Linked DNA regions of Homo sapiens: region 2 is linked to region 1. Evidence: read pairs that join two places in POLR2A ChIA-PET (ENCODE). Cell type or tissue: B cell. All regions are shown on one strand. Each heading gives the region's core, and the rest is flanking DNA. Links, peaks and the distances in the headings are about the cores only.

What was found. ChIA-PET counts read pairs that join two places held together with the same protein. Peaks named below come from ENCODE experiments on the same cell type or tissue, not always from the same donor. Only the 100,000 strongest peaks of a DNase experiment are listed, where the experiment ranks them.
Region 2: POLR2A ChIA-PET joins it to region 1 with 10 read pairs; 3 of 35 experiments call an interaction of 5 or more read pairs at or near these places.

Annotation. Positions count from the first base shown.
Region 1 is chr1:39,055,245-39,067,519 of GRCh38, reverse strand. LOC124904088 (a long non-coding RNA gene) reads right to left here. Exons shown (of 3, transcript XR_007065970.1): 3 at 5,647-5,679. Among named protein-coding and RNA genes, the nearest start is that of NDUFS5, 35 kb to the right of the region's middle. RefSeq lists a silencer at 2,066-2,358. In B cell, for the core only: no CTCF peak of the experiment used is centred there; no DNase peak of the experiment used is centred there.
Region 2 is chr1:38,867,344-38,879,618 of GRCh38, reverse strand. It overlaps MYCBP (MYC binding protein), which reads left to right and starts at 6,271. Exons shown (of 5, transcript NM_012333.5): 1 at 6,271-6,328; 2 at 6,529-6,601; 3 at 12,009-12,057. The coding sequence starts at 6,314. It overlaps GJA9 (gap junction protein alpha 9), which reads left to right. Exons shown (of 2, transcript NM_030772.5): 2 at 3,426-5,550. The coding sequence starts at 3,521. The coding sequence ends at 5,068. It overlaps RRAGC-DT (RRAGC divergent transcript), which reads right to left. Exons shown (of 2, transcript NR_186075.1): 2 at 3,393-3,678. The region is part of intron 1 of GJA9-MYCBP (GJA9-MYCBP readthrough); the gene reads left to right. RefSeq lists an enhancer at 6,715-7,237. In B cell, for the core only: no CTCF peak of the experiment used is centred there; a DNase peak (open chromatin) is centred at 6,198; H3K4me3 peaks cover 1,806 bases; H3K27ac peaks cover 1,542 bases.

The sequences.
Region 1 (12,275 bases), core at 1,542-9,541:
TGTCATTGACGGTAACAAATGTACCACTGTAGTGTGGGATGCTGACAGTAGGAAGCTTGGGTGTTTATGAGGGCAGGATATGTATAAGAACTCTCAGCATATTCAGTCCTCACAACAACCCTATGTGTCCAACATATCCAAGATATTATCATCTCAAAATGTAACCAATATTTTAAAAATTTAAATAGTTTTGGCTGGGCACAGTGGCTCACGCCTGTAATCCCAGCACTTTGGGAGTCTGAGGAGGGCGGATCATGAGGTCAGGAGACGGAGACCATGCTGGCTAATGGTGAAACCCCATCTCTACTAAAAATACAAAAAATTAGCTGGGCGTGGTGGTGGGCACCTGTAGTCCCAGCTACTCGGGGGGCTGAGGCAGGAGAATGGCATGGACCCCGGAGGCGGAGCTGGCAGTGAGCCGAGATCAAGCCACTGCACTCCCGCCTGGGCGACAGAGCGAGACTCTGTCTCAAAAAAAAAAAAAAAAATTAAGTACTTTTTCATGAACAAAATTCTCAAAATCTGGTGTGCATTTTGGACAGCTGTAGTGGCTCACACCTGTAATCCCAGCACTTTGGGAGGCCGAGGAGGGCGGATCGCTTGAGGTCAGGAGTTCCAGGCCAGCCTGGCCAACATGGTGAAACCCCATCTCTACTATAAATACAAAAATTACGCCAGGCTCAGTGGCTTATGCCTGTAATCCCAGCACTTTGGGAGGCTGAGGCGGATGGATTACAAGGTCAGGAGTTTGAGACCAGCCTGCCCAATATGGTGAAACCCCATCTCTACTAAAAATACAAAAATTAGCTGGGCGTGATAGGGGGCGCCTGTAATCACAGTTACTCAGGAGGCTGAGGCAGGAGAATCACTTGAACCCAAGAGGCAGAGGTTGCAGTGAGCCAAGATCACGCCACTGCACTCCAGCCTGGGTGACAGAGCAAGAGTCTGTCTCAAAAAAAAATAAGAATAAAAATAAATAAATAAATAAATTCAAAAATTAGCTGGGCTTGGTGGCGCATGCCTGTAATCCCAGCTACTTGGGACGCTGAGGCTCGAGAATCTCTGGAACCCAGGAGGCAGAGGTTGCAGTGAGCCGAGACCTCACCACTGCACTCCCGCCTGGACGCCAGAGTGAGACCCTGTCTCAAAACAAACAAACAATGCTGCAACAAATCTTCTAAATGCGCTTTTTTGTTGTTGTTGTTTTGTTTTTTTACAAAGATTTCTTTTAGCTTTTTTTTCTCTACATGCATTTGCTATTATTTCTTTAGGTTCTATTTCTAGAAGTGGTCTTTGGCTACTTTAAATAGTAAATTTATCTAATGCTAAGTAGGTTGTTCTGGGGTGGGAAAGGCTCCCATTTAAGTATTTTATAATACCTACTGTCTTCAGCATGCAAAACAATCTCTTCTTAAATTTGAAAGTTCTCCTTCATTTAATAAATAGCAATGTATTCCCCTGAACGTACAGCATTACAATTCAACAGTGGCAAAGATTTTTGACTGGCTGCTGGGTTCAGTGAACTGTAAGGACTGAGAGTGTTAGAACGACACATAAAAGTGCAAACTCTCCAGCTCACAGTCTAACAGGGAAACAAGATAGGAACATAAACAATAATCCACATTATACAAAGAGAATTGCCCCTGGTCCAGACTTCTTACTCTGATGTCCTGGAGCACTTACTCTCTAGGATGGCAAGAATATAACCTAAGATTGGCTGGTTTTACATGTTTACTCTTTGGATCACAAAATGAGGAAACGGCTCCAGGTATGTTAGCAAGAGACAGTATAAATTATTCCATGGCTGGAGGCCAGAGTCTATTTCCTCTCCAAAAGCCCGCTGTGTACCTTCATTTAGTAAACATTTACCTGCTTCTATTCTATATCACATGTTGGGGAGGTGATGGAATCCTTGCATCGAAGTGCTCAGTAATATATATTGATTGATAAGGTATCAGGTAGCAAAAGGTACAATATTCTAGTGTTTGCCCTAGAAAACCTCGGCTGAAATTGATACATTTTGTTTGCTCCTCTTACTTTTGTTGTTGTTTTTATTTTAACTAAATTTTTTTTTTTTTTGAGACGGAGTATTGCTCTGTCGGCCAGGCTAGGGTGCAGTGGAGCGATCTTGGCTCACTGCAACCTCCGCCTTCTGGGTTCAGGCGATTCTCCTGCCTCAGCCTCCCAAGTAGCTGGGATTACAGGTGCCCCACCGTGCCTGGCTAATTTTTGTATAAAAAATTTTTTTTTACTGAGGTGTAATTTACATGCAAGAACATGCACCCACATTAACGGTCTAGTTGGATGAGTTTTGAGAGTTGTATTTACCCATGAAACATAGAACATATTCATCATCCCAAAAAGTTCCTTCTTTTTTTTTTTTCCTTTCAAGATAGAGTCTTGCTCTGTTCTCCAGGCTGGAGTGCAGTGGCATGATCTGGGCTCACTGCAACCTCCGCCTCCCGGGTTCAAGCAATTCTCCTGCCTCAGCCTCCTGAGTAGCTGGGATTACAGGCATGCGCCACCACCACACACGGCTAATTTTTGTATTTTTTTTTTTTTTTTTTTGAGACAGAGTCTCACTCTGTCACCAGGCTGGAGTGTAATGGCGCAATCTCGGCTTACTGCAACTTCTGACTTCCTGGTTTAAGCAATTCTCCTGCCTCAGCCTCCTGACTAGCTGGGATTACAGGCACACGCCACCACGCACAGCTAATTTTTTTGTATTTTTAGTAGAGACAGGGTTTCACCATGTTGGCCAGGATGGTCTCGGTCTCCTGACCTCGTGATCCGCCTGCCTTGGCCTCCCAAAGTGTTGGGATTACAGGTGTGAGCCACGGCACCCTGCCGAGTTTTTGTATTCTTAGTAGAGACGGGGTTTCACCACGTTGGCCAGGCTGGTCTCGAACTCTTGACCTCATGATCTGCCTCCCTCGGCCTCCCAAAGTGCTGGGATTACAGGTGTGAGCCACTGTGGCCTTTTTTTTTTTTGTCTTTTAAAGGGGATGGAGTCTGACTCTGTTGCACAGGCTGGAGTGCAGTGGTGTGATCTTGGCTCACTGCAACCTCCACCTCCCAGGTTCAAGCAATTCTCCTGCTTCAGCCTCCTGAGTAGCTGGGACTACAGGCGCGCCCCACCATGCCCAGTTAATTTTTTGTTTTTCAGTACAGATGGGGTTTCACCATATTGGCCAGGCTGGTCTCAAACTCCTGACCTTGTGATCCACCCGCCTCAGCCTCCCAAAGTGCTGGGATTATAGGCGTGAGCCACGGTGCCCGGTCTTTTTTTTTTTTTTTTTAAATAGAAATGGGTTCTCACTTTATTGCCCAGGCTGGTCTTGAACTCCTGGACTCAAACGATCCTCCCACCTGAACCTCCCAAAGTGCTGGAATTACACGCATGAGCGACTGCACCCAGCTCCCTTATTCAAATTAACTTTTGACTTCTTATTTTGAAATAATTGTAAATGCACAGGAAGTGCAAAGATAGTGCAGAAAAGTTCCACATAGCCTTCACCCAGTTTCCTCCGATGGCTGCCTCTTCCATAATTACAACACAATATCAAAAGCAGGAAATGTACTCTGGTCTGATATGAATACATAGTTCTACGTCATTTTATCACGTTTATATTCCTGTAAGCACCACTGCAACCAAGATAAATATATCACCACAAAGATCTCCCTTCTTTGTGCAGGGAGATATTCCTTTATAGTTACACTGTCCCCCACCATCCCTAACACCTGGCAAGCACTATTTTCCATCTTTATAATTTTGTCTTTTTAAGAATGTTTCGTAAGTGGAACTATACAGTATGTGACCTTTTCAGATGGCTTTTCTCACTCAGCCCTTGAGATCCAGCTAAGTTGCTGCTGTATCAAGTTTGTTCCTTTTTATTACTAAGTAGGATCCCATGGTATATTTGTTTCCTAGAACTGCCATAACCAATCACAACAAACTCGGTCTGTGGCTTAAAGCAACGGACATTTATTCTCTGATAGTTCTGGAAGCCAGAAGTCTGAAACCCAGGTGTCAGCGGGGCCATGCTCCCCCTGAAGCCTCGAGGGGAGAATGCTTCCTTGCTAGGTTCTGTTTTGTTGGTTCCAGCCATTCCTTGGCTTGTAAGGGCATCGCTCCAATCACATGGTCTTCCCTATGTCTGTGCCTTCTCCTCTCCTGTCTCTTAAAAGGACACTTATTGGCTGAGTGACGTGGCTCACCTTTGTAATCCCAGCACTTTGGGAGGAAAAGGCGGGAGGATCATTTGAGCCCAGGAGTTTGAGAACAGTCTGGGCAACATAGTGAGACCTGTCCCTACAAAAAATTTTTTAAAAAATTAGTCAAATGTTGGCTGGGCATGGTGGCCCACGCCTGTAATCCCAGCACTTTGGGAGGCTGAGGGCAGCGAATAATTTCTGGCCAGGAGTTCAAGACCAGCATGGCCAACATGGCAAAACCCCGTCTCTACTAAAAATACAAAAATTAGCCGGGCATGGTGGGGAACACCTGTAATCCCAGCTACTCGGGAGGCTGAGGCATGAGAATTGCTTGAACCTGGGAGGCGGAGGTTGCAATGAGCCCAGATAGCACCACTGGACTCCAGCCTGGATGTCAGGGAGACTTTGTCTCAAAAAAAAAAAAAAATTCAGCCAGGTGTGGTGGCAGATGCCTGTGGTCCCAGCAACAAGAGGATTGATTGCTTGGGGAAAAAAAGACACTTGTCATTGGATTTAGGGCCCACCCAGATAATCTAGGTTGATATCATCTCGAGATCCTTAACTTAATCACAGCTGCAAAGACCCTATTTTTAATTTTTTTTTTTTCGAGATGGAGTTTTGCTCTTGTTGCACAGGCTGGAGTGCAATGGCGCGATCTCGGCTCATCACAACCTTTGCCTCCTGGGTTCAAGTGATTCTCCTGCCCAGCCTGAGTAGCTGGGATTACAGGCATGTGCCATAACACCGGGCTAATTTTGTATTTTTAGTGGAGACGGGGTTTCTCCAAGTTGGTCAGGCTGGTCTCGAACTCCCGACCTCAGGTGATCTGCCCACCTAGGCCTCCCAAAGTGCTGGGATTACAAGCGTGAGCCACCGCGCCCGGCTTCAAAGACGCTATTTTCGAACGTCACATTCATAGGTTCAGGAGTTAATATATGTACATGTCTTTTGGGGGGCTCCCATTTAACTCGATACATGTGATATGGATATATCATGGTTTATTTAGCCATTCATCTATTTGATGGTCATTTTGGTTGTTTCCAGGTTTTGGCTATTACAAATAAATGTGTTATGAAAAATCATGTACAGGCTTTCGTGTGAACATAAGTTTTCATTTATCTGGGATAAATGCCAAGTAGGAAAATTTCTGGGTCATATGGTAAGGGAATGTTTAGTGTTTAAAGCAAATAGTAGGGCCGGGCATGGTGATTCATGCCTGTAATCCCAGCACACTGGGAGGCCAAGGCAGGAGGATCATTTGAGCTCAGGAGTTCAAGACCAGCCTGGGCAACGTAATTAGGCCCTATGTGTACAAAAATTAAAAATTAAAAAATTAGCCAGACTTTGGGGTGCACACCTGTAGTCCCAGCTACTCGGTGGGGTGAGGTGGAAGGATTGCTGGAGCCCAGGAGTTGGAGGCTGCAGTAAGCTATGATGGCACCAGTGCACTCCAAGTTTTTGTCTCTTAAAAATAAATAAATGAAAATACAAAATTAGCTTACAGAGTGGCTATTCCATTTTACATTCCCAACAGTAATGTATGAAAGATTCAATTGTTGGCCGGGCATGGTGGCTCACGCCTGTAATACCAGCACTTTGGAAGGCTGAGGCGGGCAGATCACGAGGTCATGAGTTCGAGACCAGCCTGGCCAATATGGTGAAACCCATCTCTACTAAAAATACAAAAATTAGCCAAGTGTGGTGGCGCATGCCTGTAATCCCAGCTAGTTGGGAGGCTGAGGCAGGAGAATTGCTTCAACCCAGGAGGCGGAGGTTGCAGTGAGCCAAGATCGTGCCACTGCACTCCAGCCTGGGTGACAGAGCAAGACTCTATCTCAGAAAAAAAAAAAAAAAAAAAAAGATTCAATTGTCCACATCCTCTAGCATGTGGTATTCTGTTTTATTATTTTTTTTATTTTATTATTATTTTTTGAGACAGAGTCTCACTCTGTCACCCCGGCTGCAGTACAGTGTCATGATCTCGGCTCACTGCAGCCTCCACCTCCCAGGTTCAAGCAATTCTCCTATCTCAGCCTCCCAAGTAGCTGGTATTACAGGTGTGCACCACCATCATGCCAAGCTAATTTTTGTATTTTTAGTAGAGACAGGGTTTCACTATGTTGGCCAGACTGGTCTCCAACTCCTGGACTCAAGTGATCTGCCTGCCTCAGCCTCCCAAAGTGCTGGGATTACAGGCACGAGCCACCACGCCTGGCCCTATTTTTTTATTTTAGCTATTCTCACAAGTATGTAATGGTATCTCATCATGGTCTTAATTTTCCTAATGGATAGTTATGTTAACATTCTTTCACGTGTTTATTTGCCTTCTGTATATTCTCTTTGGGGAAATATCTTAAGTTTTTTTTTTTTTTGCACATTTTCTAATGGGATTATCTGGTGTTTTTCTTACTGTTGAGATTTGAGTGTTTTGTTTTGTTTTGTTTTGTTGTTTTTTTTTTGAGACAGAGTCTTGCTCTGCCACCCAGGCTGGACTGGAATGCAGTGGCTCTCGCTGCAAGCTCCGCCTCCCAGATTCATGTCATTCTCCCGCCTCAGCCTCCTGAGTAGCTGGGACCACAAGCACCTGCCACCACACCCAGCTAATTTTTTTGTATTTTTAGTAGAGATGGGGTTTCACCGTGTTAGCCAGGATGGTCTCAATCTCCTGACCTCGTGATCCGCCCGCCTCGGCCTCCCAAAATGCTGGGATTCCAGGCCTGAGCCACCACGCCCAACCTTTTTTTTTTTTTTTTTTTTTGAGACAGAGTCTAGCTCTGTAGCCCAGGCTGGAGTGCAGTGGTGCAATCTCGGCTCCCTGCAACCTCTGCCTCCTGGGTTCAGGTGATTCTCGTGCCTCAGCCTCTTGAATAGCTGGGATTACAGGCATGCACAACCGTGCCCAGCTAATTTTTGTATTTTTAGCAGAGATTGGGTTTTACCATATTGGCCAGGCTGGTCTCAAACTCCCGGCCTCAAGTGATCTGCCTGCCTTGGCCTCCCAATGTGCTGGTATTACAGGAGTGAGCCACAATGCCCGGCCTTGAGTGTTCTTTATATATATTCTAAATATAAGTCCTTTGTCAGATATATGGTTTGCAAATATTTTCTCTCACTTTGTAGTTTGTCTTTTCATCCTCTTAATGGGGTCTTTCACAGAGCAAAAGTTTGTAATTTTGATGAAGTCCAATTATGTATATATTTTTTCTTTTATGGTTCTTGCTTTTGGCATCATGTCTGAGAACTTTTCCCTGAGCCCTGGGGAAAGACTCCTAGGTCCTGATGATTTTCTTCTATCTTGTCTTCTAAACATCTTATAACTTTACAGTTTACATTTAAACCTGTTCCATTTTAAGTTAATTTTTGTATAAGGCATGAGGTTTAGGTTGGTTGCTTTTTTTTTTAATGGTCACTTTTACATTTTTATTTTACTTTTTTTTTTTTTCAGCAGCATTCATGCAACCTCTGCCTCCTGGGTTCAAATGATTCTTGTACCTCAGCCTCAAGAATAGCTGGGATTACAGTTGCATGCCACCATATCTGGCTAATTTTTTTGTATTTTTAGCAGAGATGGGGTATTGTCATGTTGGTCAGGCTGGTCTTGGACTCCTGGCCTCAAGTGATCCGCCTGTCTCAGCCTCCCAAAGTGCTAGGATTACAAGCATGAGCCGCTGCACCCAGCCTAGATCTCTGTATTCATCAGAACTAAGGCAATTAAAGGAATTGTCTTATTGTGGGGGCTGGCAAATCTGAATCTGCAGAACTGGCCAGCAAGCTAAAGACCCAGGGAAGAGTTGATGTTGCAGTTCAAGTCTGAACAAGTCTGAAGGCAGTCTAGATGCAGAATTATTGCTTCCTTGGTGGCTCTCCATCTTTTCCATCTTTTATAATTTTTTTTTTTTAACAGAATCTTGCTCTGTTATCCAGGCTGGAGTGCAGTGGTACGATCTTGGCTCACTGCACCCTCCGCCTCCCGGGTTCAAGTGATTCTCCTGCCTCAGCCTCCCAAGTAGCTGGGACTACAGGCGCCCGCCACCACACTTGGCTAATTTTTTGTATTTTTAGTAGAGAGGGTGTTTCACCGTGTTAGCCAGGATGGTCTCGATCTCCTGACCGCATGATCCACCTGCCTCGGCCTCCCAAAGTGCTGGGATTACAGGCGTGAGCCACCGCGCCTGGGCCAGACTCAATATTTCAAATAAAACTCTAGGTTTACTAAAAACAGTGTGATGGGCAGCCAGAACTTCTGCTTCTAGGCAGGCTGTATCAGATCACAGAAAGCCAATTTCTGTGGAGTTGTTTTTTGTTTTTTCCTATGAACATCAATTTGCTTCAGTACCATTTGTTGACAAAACTATCCTTCCTCCACTGTATTGCATGGGGTATTTCTGGGTCCTCTATTGTCTTCCATTGATTGATGTGTCTTTCCATCCACCAATACCCCACAGTCATAATTACTATAGCTGTATTCTTGAAATTAGGCAGTGATTCCTCCCACTTTAATCTTCTTTTTTTTTTTTTTTTGAGATGGAGTCTCGCTCTGTCGCCCAGGCTGGTGTGCAATGGTGCAGTCTCGGTTCACTGCAACCTCCACCTCCCCGGTTCAAGCTATTCTCCTGCCTCAGCCTCCTAAGTAGCTGGGATTACAGGTGCACGCCACCATGCCGGGCTAATTTTTTTATTTTTAGTAGAGATGGGGTTTCACCATGTTGGTCAGGCTGGTCTTGAACTCCTGACCTCGTGATCTGCCTGCCTCAGCCTCCCAAAGTGCTGGGATTACAGGCGTGAGCCACCATGCCCAGCCTTTTTAATTTTTTTATTTTTGAGATGGAATCTCGCTCTTGTTGCCCAGGCTGGAGTGCATGGAGTGCAATGGCACGACCTCAGCTCACTGCAACCTCTGCTTCCCAGATTCAAGCAACTCTCCTGCCTCAGCCTACCGAGTAGCTGGAATTACAGGCACCTGCCATCACACCTGGCTAATTTTTTGTATTTTTAGTAGAGATGGTGGTTCACCATGTTGGCCAAGCTGGTCTCAAACTCCTGAAGTGATCCACCCGCCTCAGCCTCCCAAAGTGCTGGGATTACAGGCGTGAGCCACTGCGCCCGGCTTAATCTTCTTTTTAAAAATATATTTTAGGCCACGTGTGGTAGTGCACGCCTGTAGTCCCAGTACTTTGGGAGGCCAAGTTGGGACAATTGCTTGAGCTCAGGAGTTCAAGACCAGCCTGGGCAACATGGCAAAACCCCGTCTCTACAAAAAATTGAAAAATTAGCTGGGTGTGGTGGCACATGTCTACAGTTGAAGCTACTCGGGAGGCTGCAGTGGGCCAAGATTGTGCCACTGCACTCCAGCCTGGGTGACAGAGCAAGACCTTGTCTCAAAAAAAGTTTTTTTAATGAAAATTATTTTATGCTGGGCACAGTGGCTCATGCCTGTAATCCTAGCACTTTGGGAGGCTGAGGTGGGAGGATTGCTTGAGTCCAGGAATTCAAGCACCCTGGGCAACACAGGAAGGCCTTGTCTGTATAAAAAATAATTTTTAAAAATTAGCTGGGCCTGGGCCGGGCTCGGTGGCTCACGCCTGTAATCCCAGCACTTTGGGAGGCCGAGATGGGCGGATCACAAGGTCAGGAGATGGAGACCATCCTGGCTAACACGGTGAAACCTCGTCTCTACTAAAAATACAAAAATAATTAGCCAGGCGTGGTGGCGAGTGCCTGTAGTCCCAGCTACTCGGGAGGCTGAAACAGGAGAATGACGTGAACCTGGGAGGCGGAGCTTGCAGTGAGCCGAGGTCATGCCACTGCACTCCAGCCTGGGCCACAGAGGAAGACTCCGTCTCAAAAAAAAAAAAAAGGAAATTAGCTAGGCGTGGTGGCACGCACCTGTGGTCCCAGTTACTTGGGAGACCGAGGTAGGAGGATTACCTGAGCCCAGGATGTCAAGGCTGCAATGAGCTGTGATCACGCCACTGTGGTCCAGTCTGGGTGACAGAGTGAGACTCTGGCTCAAAAAAAAAAAAAAAAAAAATTGTTTCAGCTATTCTAGTTTATTTGCCTTTCCTCATACATTTTATAATAATCTTTATTTACAAAAATCATGCTGGGATTTGGATAGGAATTGCACTAAACTTGTATATTAATTTAGGGAGAATTGACATCCTTACTGTGATGAGTCTTTGAAGTCATGAAAACAGTATATCTGTCTATTTAGATCTTCTTTGATTTCTTTCAACACCATTTTCTAGTTTTCATCATATGAGTCTTGTACATGTTTTACTGGATTCATACCTAAATATTTCCTTTTTCTGTGATTATAAATATTATGTTTTAAATGTTGATGTCCGTGTTTTCATTGCTAATATATATATGTTGATATTTGTATGTTGATTTTGTATTGTGACCTTGCTGAATTCACTTACTGGTTCTAGCTTTTTTTTTTTTTTTAGATTTCATGAAATTTTCTATAAAGGCCATCATGCCATTATAAGGACCGCCTGATATCTTTCTTTCCAATATGTATGCTTTTAAAATTCTTTTCCTATTCTTATTACACAGACTACAATTTCCAGCACTGTGTTGAATAAGATTGGTGAGAGTGGACATGCTTGCCTTGTGTTCAGTCAGGGGGAAAGCATTCAGTCTCTCACTGTGAAGTATGATGCTAGTTGTAGGTTTTTTGTAGATACTCTATCAAATTGAGAAAATTCCCTTTTATTTCTAGTTTCCTGAGAGTTTTTATTATGAATGGGTACGGAATTTTGTCAAGTGCTTTCTCTCTGTCAATTGATTTTTCTTTAGCCTGTTAACAGGGTGGAATACATTGATTGATTTTTTTTCATTGATTGATTTTTGAATATTGACTTAGCCTTGCATCCCTGGAATAATCCCCACCTGGTCATAGTATATAATTCTTTTCATATATTGCTGAATTCTATTCATTTTTTTTTCTTTGGAGACGGAGTTTCCCTCTTGTTGCCCAGGCTAGAGTGCAATAGCACAATCTCCGCTCACGGCAACCTGTGCCTCCCAGGTTCAAGCAATTCTCCTGCCTCAGTCTCCCGAGTAGCTGGGATTACAGGCATGCACCACCATGCCCGGCTAATTTTGTATTTGTATTTTTTATTTTATTTTATTTTTGAGATGGAGTCTCGCTCTGTCACCCAGGCTGGAGTGCAATGGTGCGATCTTGGCCCACTGCAACCTCCCCCTCCCGGGTTCAAGCAATTCTCCTGCCTCAGCCTCCTGTGTAGCTGGGATTACAGGTGTTTGCCACCATGCCTGGTTAATTTTTGTATTTTTAGTAGAGACGGGGTTTTGCCATGTTGGCCAGGCTGGTTTTGAACTTCTGACCTCGTGATCCGCCCACCTAGGCCTCCCAAAGTGCTGGGATTACAGGCATGAGCCACTGTGCCTGGCCAATTTTGTATTTTTAGTAGGGATGGGGTTTCTCCATATTGGTCAGGCTGGTCTCGAACTCCCAACCTCAGGTGATCCGCCTGCCTTGGCCTCCCAAAGTGCTGGGATTACAGGCGTGAGCCACCGTGCCCGGCCTCTATTTGTTATTTATTTATTTATTTATTTATTTATGGAGACAGAGTCAGGCTGGAGTGCAGTGGCACGATCTTGGCTCTCTGCAACCTCCACCTCCCGAGTTCTAAGTGATTCTCCTGCCTCAGCCTCCGGAGTAGCTGGGATTACAGGCACGCACCACCACGCCCAGCTCATTTTTTTTAATTTTTAGTAGAGACAGGGTTTCACCATGTTGGTCAGGCTGGTCTCCAACTCCTGACCTGAGGTGATCCACCCACTTCAGCCTCCCAAAGTGCTGGGATTACAGGCATGAGGCACCGTGCCTGGCCTATTTGTTGATGTTTTGTTAAGGATTTTTGTGTCTGTGTTCTTATTAAAGGTCATTGGTCTGTAGTCATCTTTTTTGTATTTTCCTTGTCTGGTTTTGATATGGGTAAGATGGGCCTCATAAAATGACTTAGGAAATGCTTCATCTCTTCTATTTTCTGGATCAGATTTGTAGAATCGGTGTTAATTCTTTAGACGTT
Region 2 (12,275 bases), core at 2,769-10,768, 190 kb after region 1:
AGAGAAAACAGATAATCTCTTAATGTTTCTTTCCGGCAAATTTGAAGTTTGCTTACAGAGGAAAAATAATAGTTTAGTAAAAAATTTAAGGAGCTGACTCTAAAGCCACAATGATTGGGTTTGAATGCCAGCTCCAGCTGTGTGACCTCAGGTAAATTAAGGTGTGCTTCCGTTTCCTCATCTGTAAGATGGGGGAAACAACATACTTACCGCATAGGATTTTAGTGATGAACACATCTTGTATCTTAGTAGTTTGTTTGATTGTGTAACAGTTCCCTTTATATAAAGGGGACAGGACATACATTTATATTTTAAATGAAAAATAATGAAAATATTCACTTTTAAAATCTTTCCTTTGGGGTATATTTCCTCTGAGATAACCTGGGATACCAACCTTAATATGCAATCTGCCGGCAAATAATCCAAGCAGCTAAATTATAACTTGCCCCACTGCTTCCTTCAAGAGAGCAGCTATATGTCTTAAATAGGTCAAATACTGCTACAGTGAAAGTTTCCATAATACTGCCACCATACCAGTGAACAATCTATTGCAAGTAATATCTATAATGAGATTCTGGTACCATAAGGCCGGGCGCAGTGGCTCACGCCTGTAATCCCAGCACTTTGGGAGGCCGAGGCAGGTGGATCACCTGAGGTTGGGAGTTCGAAACTAGCCTGACCAATATGGAGGAACCCCATCTCTACTAAAAATACAAAATTAGCTGGGCATGGTGGCGCATGTCTGTAATACCAGCTACTCTGGAGCCTGGGGCAGGAGAATCACTTGAACCTGGGAGGTGGAGGTTGCGGTGAGCCGAGATTGTGCCATTGCACTCCAGCCTGGGCAACAAGAGGGAAACTTCGTCTCAAAAAAAAAAAAAAAAAAAAGATTCTGGTACCATAAAATAGTTGAGAATTTTTGGAGTTCTTTTTGTTTTCTGAGACAGAGTTTCTGCTCTTGTCGCCAAGGCTGGAGTGCAATGGCGCGATCTTGGCTCACCGCAACCTCTGCCTCCCAGGTTCAAGTGATTCTCCTGCCTCAGCCTCCTGAGTAGCTGGGGTTACAGATGCCTGCCACCACACCCAGCTAATTTTTTGTATTTTTGTAGAGACAGTGTTTCACCATGTTGGCCAGGCTGGTCTCGAACTCCTGACCTCAGGTGATCCGCATCGGCCTCCCAAAGTGCTGGGATTACAGGTGTGAGCCACTGTGCTGGGCTTGAAGTTCATTTTAACGTAAGAATTTACAAAATTTGGGCTGGGCGCGGTGGCTTACTATGGGAGGCCGAGGCGGGTGGATCACTCAAGGTTCAGGAGTTCAAGACCAGCCTGGCCAACATGGTGAAACCCCGTCTCTACTAACAATACAAAAATTAGCCAAGCGTGGTGGCACTTGCCTGTAGTCTCAGCTACTTGGCAGGCTCAGGCACGAGAATCACTTGAACCTGGGAAGTGGAGGTTGCAGTGGGCTGAGATCCTGCCACTGCACTCTAGTCTGGGCAACAGAGTGAGACTCTGTCTCCCCCCACCAAAAAAAAAGAAAAAAAGTATACTTTTTCATAGTAAAGTATAATAAGTACTTTATACATATTCATAAATATTACTGAGATGAATTTCTGAAAATGTTCACCAATTGCCAGGAAGAAACCAGAATTTATTTCAAATTTATTTCAATTTGGATTAAAAAAACTAATCTAAATTCCTATGACAGCCAGATCTGTTTCCTCTGGTTTCACTGAATGCCATATCTTACTGAATTATCAAATGAAGCATATTCGTTTTCCTATGTGTATAAATGAGATTTAAAAATCACTGACTTTTTGACCGGGCACGGTGGCTCATGCCTGTAATCCTGGCACTTTGGGAGGCTGAGGCGGGTGGATCACGAGGTCAGGAGATCGAGATCATCCTGGCCAACATGGTGAAACCCCGTGTCTACTAAAATACAAAAAATTATCCCGGGGGGTGTTGGCAGGCGCCTGTAATCCCAGCTACTCAGGAGGATGAGGCAGGGGAATCGCTTGAACCCAGGAGGCGGAGGTTGCAATGCGCCGAGATTGCGCCACTGCACTCCAGCCTGGCGACAGAGCAAGACTCTGTCCCAAAAGAAAGAAAGAAAGAAAAAAAAATCACTGACTTTTCAAGCCAGTAATGGCATGTTGGGGAAAAAGAAATTGACTTTGTTATAACTTTTATATCAAATAATCTTAATAAATAAGGTTAAGATCAGGTTACTAGTTTTAGAAACCTTTCCAAAAGTTCTGTTGAAAAACAACAATAGGCTGGGCATGGTGGCTCACGCCTGTAATCCCAGCACTTTGGGAGGCCGAGGTGGGCAGATCACCTGAGGTCAGGAGTTCGAGACCAGCCTGGCCAACATGGAGAAACATCATCTCTACTAAAAATACAAAATTATCCGGGCATGGTGGTGCATGCCTGTAATCACAGCTACTCAGGAGGCTGAGGCAGGAGAATCGCTTGAACCCAGGAGGTGGAGGTTGCGGTGAGCTGAGATCATGCCATTGCACTCCAGCCTGGGCTACAGAGTGAGACTCCGTCTCAAAAAAAAAAAAAAAAAGAATATAATTTTAGGCCATGCGCATTGGCTCATGCCTGTAATCCCAGCACTTTGGGAGGCCGAGGTGGCCAGATCATCTGAGGTCAAGGGTTTGATCTCAGCTCACTGCAACCTCTGCCTTCCAGGTTCAAGCGATTCTCTTGCCTCAGCCTCCCGAGTAGCTGGGACTACAAGCGCCTGCCACCACGCCTGGCTAATTTTTGTATTTTTAGTAGAGGCGGGGTTTTACCATGTTGGCCAGGCTGGTCTGGAACTCCTGACCTCAAATGATCCACCCACCTTGGCCTCCCAAAGTGTTGGGATTACAGGTGTGAGCCACCCCGCCCAGCCTATATTCTTAATAGAGAATATATACACTCCTCCTCCAGGTATCATGTTTTTTTCATTGTATTGTGATGTCTAAATATAAGTGATTTTAAATTCCTGACATTTAAGTATATTATTGGTAACAGATTCACACTTTGGCCAGGTGTGGTGACCCACACCTGTAATTCCCACACTTTGGGAGGTGAAGGCAAGAGGATCACTTGAGTCTAGGAGTTTAAGACTAGCTGCAGCAATAGAGTGAGACCCTGTCTCTACAAAAAAATAAAAAAAATTATCTGGGTGTAGTTGCACACACCTGCAGTCCCAGCTACTCAGGAGGCTGAGAGGGGAGATGATCGCTTGAGTCTGGGAGGTTGAGGCTGCAGGGAGTTGTGGTTGCAACACTGTACTCCAGCCTGGGCAACAGAGGGAGACTCTGTCTCAACAAACAAACAAACAAAGAAAAAACCCCACAGCTATCTAGGGAAAAAGTAAAGCAACCAGCATATAGAAGTGACATATTGTTATATTTTCACCATAGGTTTGCTTTAAGAAATAGTGCTCCCTTCAGAATGGAAGAATTTATCTGCCTCTTATTTGATGTGGATCAGAGCTAAGATGGCTGACTAAATAAACATGGGGGACTGGAATCTCCTTGGAGATACTCTGGAGGAAGTTCACATCCACTCCACCATGATTGGAAAGATCTGGCTCACCATCCTGTTCATATTTCGAATGCTTGTTCTGGGTGTAGCAGCTGAAGATGTCTGGAATGATGAGCAGTCTGGCTTCATCTGCAATACAGAACAACCAGGCTGCAGAAATGTATGCTACGACCAGGCCTTTCCTATCTCCCTCATTAGATACTGGGTTCTGCAGGTGATATTTGTGTCTTCACCATCCCTGGTCTACATGGGCCATGCATTGTACCGACTGAGAGTTCTTGAGGAAGAGAGGCAAAGGATGAAAGCTCAGTTAAGAGTAGAACTGGAGGAGGTAGAGTTTGAAATGCCTAGGGATCGGAGGAGATTGGAGCAAGAGCTTTGTCAGCTGGAGAAAAGGAAACTAAATAAAGCTCCACTCAGAGGAACCTTGCTTTGCACTTATGTGATACACATTTTCACTCGCTCTGTGGTTGAAGTTGGATTCATGATTGGACAGTACCTTTTATATGGATTTCACTTAGAGCCGCTATTTAAGTGCCATGGCCACCCGTGTCCAAATATAATCGACTGTTTTGTCTCAAGACCAACAGAAAAGACAATATTCCTATTATTTATGCAATCTATAGCCACTATTTCACTTTTCTTAAACATTCTTGAAATTTTCCACCTAGGTTTTAAAAAGATTAAAAGAGGGCTTTGGGGAAAATACAAGTTGAAGAAGGAACATAATGAATTCCATGCAAACAAGGCAAAACAAAATGTAGCCAAATACCAGAGCACATCTGCAAATTCACTGAAGCGACTCCCTTCTGCCCCTGATTATAATCTGTTAGTGGAAAAGCAAACACACACTGCAGTGTACCCTAGTTTAAATTCATCTTCTGTATTCCAGCCAAATCCTGACAATCATAGTGTAAATGATGAGAAATGCATTTTGGATGAACAGGAAACTGTACTTTCTAATGAGATTTCCACACTTAGTACTAGTTGTAGTCATTTTCAACACATCAGTTCAAACAATAACAAAGACACTCATAAAATATTTGGAAAAGAACTTAATGGTAACCAGTTAATGGAAAAAAGAGAAACTGAAGGCAAAGACAGCAAAAGGAACTACTACTCTAGAGGTCACCGTTCTATTCCAGGTGTTGCTATAGATGGAGAGAACAACATGAGGCAGTCACCCCAAACAGTTTTCTCCTTGCCAGCTAACTGCGATTGGAAACCGCGGTGGCTTAGAGCTACATGGGGTTCCTCTACAGAACATGAAAACCGGGGGTCACCTCCTAAAGGTAACCTCAAGGGCCAGTTCAGAAAGGGCACAGTCAGAACCCTTCCTCCTTCACAAGGAGATTCTCAATCACTTGACATTCCAAACACTGCTGATTCTTTGGGAGGGCTGTCCTTTGAGCCAGGGTTGGTCAGAACCTGTAATAATCCTGTTTGTCCTCCAAATCACGTAGTGTCCCTAACGAACAATCTCATTGGTAGGCGGGTTCCCACAGATCTTCAGATCTAAACAGCGGTTGGCTTTTAGACATTATATATATTATCAGAGAAGTAGCCTAGTGGTCGTGGGGCACAGAAAAAATAGATAGGGGCAGCTCTAAAGACCAGCTGTTAAGACAGACAACTGCAAACTCATTTAAGCAAGAGAAAAACAGCTCTAATTCGAGATTGTGAAGCAACACTTCTAAATTCAAAGACATAGAGTTGTCAAATCAGGATTTTTTTTTTTTTAAATGATATCCTTTCGAATGTAACTGATTTTGGGAAAATCACATGTTCAGAATTGAGGCTAAATGGTTTGATCAGGTTTTCTCTTTGAAGAGACCACAGCCTTAGGAAATGGTTCTTGATCTATACAATTCCACCTTGGACACTGGGTTAATTCTGTTTGCCCCTGGAACACAATCACGTAAGTTTCCTTCTAGACTGGCATCCTGATGTGTCTTGAGTATAATCACATGTTGCTACCTAGTAAATAAAATCTTAAGAAGATCCGTGGCTTTCCTTCACCAGTTCATAGCATCGTGATTCATTGCCCGGATTGGACTCGACTCTACTCACTGGACATCTAACCACTCCACTTAATTAACAATACCCACCCTACAGGGGTGTTGTAAGGATTAAAATTTAAAATACCCGTGTTTTCTACAGTGCCTGGCTCAAAAGCTACTGCAAGCTCGTTACTGCTCATCCTCCAGAGGCCCACATCAAGTCAGCCACGACTCAAGGAGACTCCAAAGATAAAAGCTGAAGCCAAAATATATGATTCTAAACACCCTCCTCGGCTACTGCAAAGCACTGTGAGCACTTTCTCAGGACGAGAGCCAAGAAGCCCAGCACCTATGGGTCACCACAGTTTCCGAGGTCCCAGATGAAAAAGATGCGCTCGCTACCACCGTGCGGCGGTCCTTTCTCTCGCAATAGTCTCAATGCTCCCGGGCCCTGCCTCCGGACGCCAGGACAGAGGTACCAAAATCTCACCTCCTGCAAAGAAACCTAATTGCTACGGGGGCCGGAAGAGGAAGAGGTGCGGCTCCGACAGCCAGAGGGGCGGGCATACGCAGCCTCCCTCGGCTCAGCCTGCTACTGGGGATGCAGAGCGTCCTGGTCGCCATGAAAACAGGCCACACCTCGGCGATCCCGGCCGGTGGTTTGCAAGTGCGCAGGCGCGCGCCCCCTTCCGCGCATGAGCAGTGCTGCTCCCAACCCGCCAGTCGCGGTCTCCGGCGCCAGCTACGCCGCTGCCGCTGTCACTATGGCCCATTACAAAGTGAGGGGGGCGCGGCGTGGCTGGGGGCATGCGGGCGGTAGCAAGCCGCTGGTCGGCTCTGGGTGGGAGTGGGGTCGCGCGCGCAGGTTTGGGCGGGAGGGCCCCGAGGTAGTGAGGCGGAGGCGGGGTTGCCGGACTCCCAGCGCCTTCTTCCTGCTCGGCTCCCGGGCTCTGGCCACTGACCCCCGGTGTCTCTTCAGGCCGCCGACTCGAAGCGTGAGCAGTTCCGGAGGTACTTGGAGAAGTCGGGGGTGCTGGACACGCTGACCAAGGGTGAGCCTGGGCTAGGAGAGGGTACCTCGTGCCCTCGTCGTGCTCCCCGGCGCTGCCCCGTTCCCCAGCGGGCCGTAGCGTGGGGAAGGAGGGGAAACAGATGGGGCCCGTCCGGGGTCCAGCGAGGTGGGCCTCGGGGTTCAGCAGGGACCTGGCTGCTGGACGCCGCCCGGGTGGGGTAGCCTAGCTCCGCTACCCTTCTCCGCACCGGGAGTGAAACTCTTGCAGCTGTTGCAAAGTCTCTTCAACTTCCGTTGCTTTGCCTCCAGCAGCCGCAGTGGACATGTTTGCCAAGGACCTTCAGATCCCAATTCCTCCCACCTTACGGTTTTTATGGAGTCCTCAGAATCTTGTTAAGAAAGTTTCCCTCCAACAAAGAGCAACTGGAAAAATGACCGAATTTCCAAGTGGGCTATGAAGTAGCTGAGTGAGCCTAATCCCCAAAGTAGGAGATTCATAGCGAATTTGGCTGTGGCTTTTCAGCCCCCATTCCTTAGTCTGTCTGTGTCAATTCTTATTTTGTGTATATTTCATAAAGTAGAATTACAGCTTAAAGAGCTCGAGGGCATATCAAGGTGGTTACATTGTTTTCACTTTTTAAAATGAAAGCTTACTGTTAACGCTGTATCTCTTCATTCGTGGCTTCAAGATCTAAGTTAAGTAGATGAGTAAAGTGTTGGAAACAGGAGGATTTCAAGGGGTAGGGTACAGTTTACTTTATTGGCTTAGCACTAATTTGAATGCCTGCTATGTGTCACTCAACTCACTGGGATATTCAAGGGTGTAGAATGGAATTGTTCGCAGGGATGAGGACTTGGGTCATATGAAACTAGGAAGTTTGGGAAGTGGGAAATAAATTGGTAACTGCCCTTTGGACAGAAGCAAAGTTTAGAGGAAAATTCTAGGAGCATAACTCCTGGGTCTTAGAAGAAAGAAGGCTAGTAATTTTGAATTGCTACCTATTTGGGGTTCAGATAATAGTTTACCTCTTTGCAAATAAACTTCAGCAAGTCTTAAGGGACTACTCTGTGAAAGTACTGTGCTATGTTGTCTCTGAAAGTGTCACAGATGCTTTGAATGTCATTCCGTCTAAAAACTCCTTACGTTCATTTCTTTCATTTAATAATTTTACTCAGGTGTCTGTTCTGCACACTGGAGATAAGCAGGGGAGGATAAAAGTCTCGGCTCTCATAAGCTTATATCCTAGTTGAGGGAGAGAAATACATAAATAAATATGTAGTGTCAGCTAGTGGTAAGTGGTACAGATAAAAATACAGCAAAGTTAGGGATAAAGAGTAACAGGTGAGGCCAGGCACGTGGCTCATGCCTGTAATCTCAGCACTTTGGGAGGCTGAGGTGGGTGGACTGCTAGAGGCCAGGAGCTCAAGACCAGCCTGGGCAACATGGCAAAACTCCCATCTCTTAAAAAAAAAAAAAAATTGCTGGGCATGGTGTGTGCCTGTAATCTAGCTACTGTGGAGGCTGAGGTGAGAGAATCACCTGAGCCCAGGAGGTCAAGGCTGCAGTGAGTTGTGATTGTGCCACTGGGCAACAGTGACACTCTGTCTCCAAAAAAAAAAAAAAAAAAAAGTGACAGGTGGGATGTGTGTGTCATTTTATATAGGGTGATGGGGGGAAGGCCTTTCTTAAGAAGTAATTTTTGACCAGAAACCTGAAAGAAACAGAGTTTCAGGAAGTCTAAGGAGGCCAGAGTGGTTGGATGGAGCAAGTGAAAGACTGAATGGTAAAAGGCAGAAAAATGACAGTTGTAGGCGGTAACTGACTACACAGAAGATGTTGCCCAGGCTGGAGTGCAGCGGCATGATCTCGGCTCACTGCAACCTCCACCTCCGGGTTCAAGCGATTGTGTTGCCTCAGCCTTCCAAGTAGCTGGGATTACAGGCATGTGCCACCATGCTTAGCTAATTTTTTGTATTTTTAGTAGAGAGGCGGTTTCACCACATGGGCCAGGCTGGTCTTGAACTCCTTACCTCAGGTGATCCGCTCACCTCAGCCCCGCAGAGTGCTGGGATTACAGGTGTGAGCCACCGCCCTCCACTAGAATTTAACCTCTCAATCTCCTTAGATTTCCAGGCTCCTAAATAACATCAGCCAACACAGTATTGATGTGATTTATTAAAAATTTGATTTTCAGCTCCAAACATAGGTGCTTTACACAATTCTATTTGTTTTTTTTTTTTTTTTTTTTTTTTTTTTTGAGACGGAGTCTCGCTCTGTCGCCCAGGCCGGACTGCGGACTGCAGTGGCGCAATCTCGGCTCACTGCAAGCTCCGCTTCCCGGGTTCACGCCATTCTCCTGCCTCAGCCTCCCGAGTAGCTGGGACTACAGGCGCCCGCCACCGCGCCCGGCTAATTTTTTGTATTTTTAGTAGAGACGGGGTTTCACCTTGTTAGCCAGGATGGTCTCGATCTCCTGACCTCATGATCCACCCGCCTCGGCCTCCCAAAGTGCTGGGATTACAGGCGTGAGCCACCGCGCCCGGCCTCTATTTGTTTTTACTTTTTATTTTTTTTGAGACAGAGTCTCACTCTGTCACCCAGGAATGCCTGGCCTCAAGTGATCCTTCTGCCTTAGCTTCCCCAAGTGTTGACGTTACAGGCGTGACCCACTGTGCCCAGCCTCACAAATTTAATTTACATATATATATTTTTTCGAGACAAGGTCTCTGTCGCCCAGACTGGAGTGCAGTGGTGCAGTCATGTCTCAGTGCAGTCTTAATCTCCCAGGTTCAAGCAATTCTCCCACCTCAGGCACCCAAGTAGCTGAGACTACAGGCACGCACCACCATGTCCGGCTGATTTTTAATTTTTTTTTTTTTTTTTTTTTGAGACGGAGTCTTGCTCTGTCACCCAGGCTGGAGTGCAGTGGTGCGATCTCTGCTCACTGCAAGCTCCGCCTCCCGGGTTCACACCATTCTCCTGCCTCAGCCTCCCAAGTAGCTGGGACTACAGGTGCCTGCCACCATGCCCGGCTAATTTTTTTTGTATTTTTAGTAGAGACGGGGTTTCACCATGTTAGCCAGGATGGTCTCAATCTCTTGACCTCATGATCTGCCTGCCTCGGCCTACCAAAGTGCTGGGATTATAGGCGTGAGCCATCATGCCTGGCCAATTTTTTTTTTTTTTTGTAGAGTTGGGGTGTTGCCCAGGTTGATCTCAAACTCCTGGGCTCAAGCAATCCTCCTGTCTTGGCCTCTCAAAGTGCTGGAATTTCAGGAATGAGCCACTTTGGCCTAAATTTTTACAGCTTATTTCCAAGATGATTTGAAATAGTTTATAACATTAAAACACTATGAAAGGATGGCTAAAGATGATAAATCATTTGGAAGCTGAAGCATTTTAGCTATTTTGAGCGCTATATCAACCTCTAAAAATCCTGGCTGCGAAGGCAAAAAGGGGAGCATGATTGGGTATAGAGTTCTTGTCTGATTACAAGGAAGTGCATTTCATCTATAGAACAGCACAGGAAACTTTGTATTTACAGTATCTTCTGCAACTATCAACCTTTCAAGTACCAGTGACAAATGAGAAGCTGAAAGAAATGGGGTGGGGGAATAAGAGGAGGAGAGAGTAGAGTATTAATATTCATGTCTTATAAAATGAGGATTTGGCCAGGTGTGGTGGCTCACACCTGTAATCCCAGAACTTTGGGAGGCTGAGGTGGGTGGATCACCTGAGGCTGGGAGTTCGAGACTAGCCTGACCAACACAGAGAAACCCCGTCTCTACTAAAAATACAAAATTAGCCGGGCATGGTGGCACATGCCTGTTATCCCAGCTACTAGAGAGGCTGAGGCAGGAGAATCGCTTGAACCTGGGAGGCGGGGGTTGTGGTGAGCCAAGATTATGCCATTGCACTCCAGCCTGGGCAACAAGAGCAAAACTCTATCTCAAAAAAAAAAACAAAAAAAAAAAACCAAATGAATTTCTCAAAAAATAGTGATTTTTTCATACTGTATATTATTTTGGTAAGTTATTAAAACTCTAAAAGAACAAAAGGGAAGTATGTAAGTTGGTTTACAACAGGACTTAACTTGGGGTCTAGATATCTATCACTGTTTTTTTGTTTGTTTGTTTTGTTTTTTTGTTTTTGAGACAGAGTCTTGCTCCATCGCCCAGGCTGGAGTGCAGTGGCACGATCTCGGCTCACTGCAAGCTCCGCCTCCTGGGTTGACGCCATTCTCCTGCCTCAGCCTCCTGAGTAGCTGGGACTACAGCCGCCCGCCACCACGCCTGGCTCATTTTTTGTATTTTTTAGTAGAGACGGGGTTTCACTGTGTTAGCCAGGATGGTCTTGATCTCCTGACTTCGTGATCTGCCCGCCTTGGCCTCCCAAAGTGCTGGGATTACAGGTGTGAGCCACTGCGCCCAGCCACATTTTTTTTGTGTGTGTTTACTTTTTTTGCTTTTATTAGATTTTTCAAAGGGTTCCATGCACAAAAAGGCCAACCACTGATTTAGAGTTTTTTATCTAAGTAGTAAATTCTAGGAGGAATTTGTTCCATAGATGAAGAGCAAGGCAGTGCTCATATGAGTGATTAGATATGAAACCACTCAAGTATATCTTATTTTAATGTTGATTTGAGCATGTTGACTACTGGTAAAGTTTTTGGTTGGTGGTTATTTAGCAAAACAAACTTAATTTTTAAGACCATTTTTGAATTCAGAGCTTCTTCCGGTAATTACCATAGTCCTGTTGATTCTTTCCTAAATTCTCGAATTTCTTTCTTCTCACTGTTCTCTCACTCCCATCACTCTACTGCAGGTTGCTGTCTTTTTAAACTGGATTACCACATCAGCCTTTTAACTGTTCTTCCTGTCTTTATCCTTGTCCCACTCCAGCTGGTCCACATAGCAGTTAAGAGTGGATCCTGTCACTCCCTTCCTTTAAACTGTTTAATTATGTGCCAACCAAATTTGCATGACTCTCCCTAATCTGGCCATGACCACCTTTCCAGCTTCCTTTCCTGCCAAATTACATCTCCAGCCATACTTGAATTTTCAGTTCCTCAATACATTGTTTTCTTGCTCCTGGGCCTTCCCATTTTATCTGAAACACTCAACCCCTAGGTATCAGGTCTTTGCCTTCCTTTAGGAAGCCTTCCCTGATGTCCTAGGTTTGCTTAGGTGTTCTTCCAGTGTGCTACTGCAACCCATTATCCAGTATTCCTGCTTGATACCCTCTGTCTAGTTCCTTGCATATCTTTTATGCTTGACTGTAAATTTGTTGAGAACAGGGACCTTGTCTGTCTTGTTCAGCATTGTATAGTCTTTGCAATGTGCTCAGCGTATAGTTGGCACCTAATATTTACTGGGTAATGGAACATAATTTCAGCCATTCAAATTTAATACGTCAATTGTTGCTTTTTCTGCTTTTTGATTTGCAGTGTTGGTAGCCTTATATGAAGAACCAGAGAAACCTAACAGTGCTTTGGAGTATCCTTTCAAGTCAGAAAAAGGCTTTATTTTGAAACTCTTATTTTTTTAGATAGATAATAACCTTTAAAATACTTCTGAATATTGAGAAAGTTACTTTTTTTTTTTTTTTTTTGAGACGGAGTCTTGTACTGTCACCTGGTGGGGAATGCAGTGGCGCAATCTTGGCTTACTGCAACCTCCGCCTCCTGGCTTCAAGCGATTCTCCTGCCTCACGT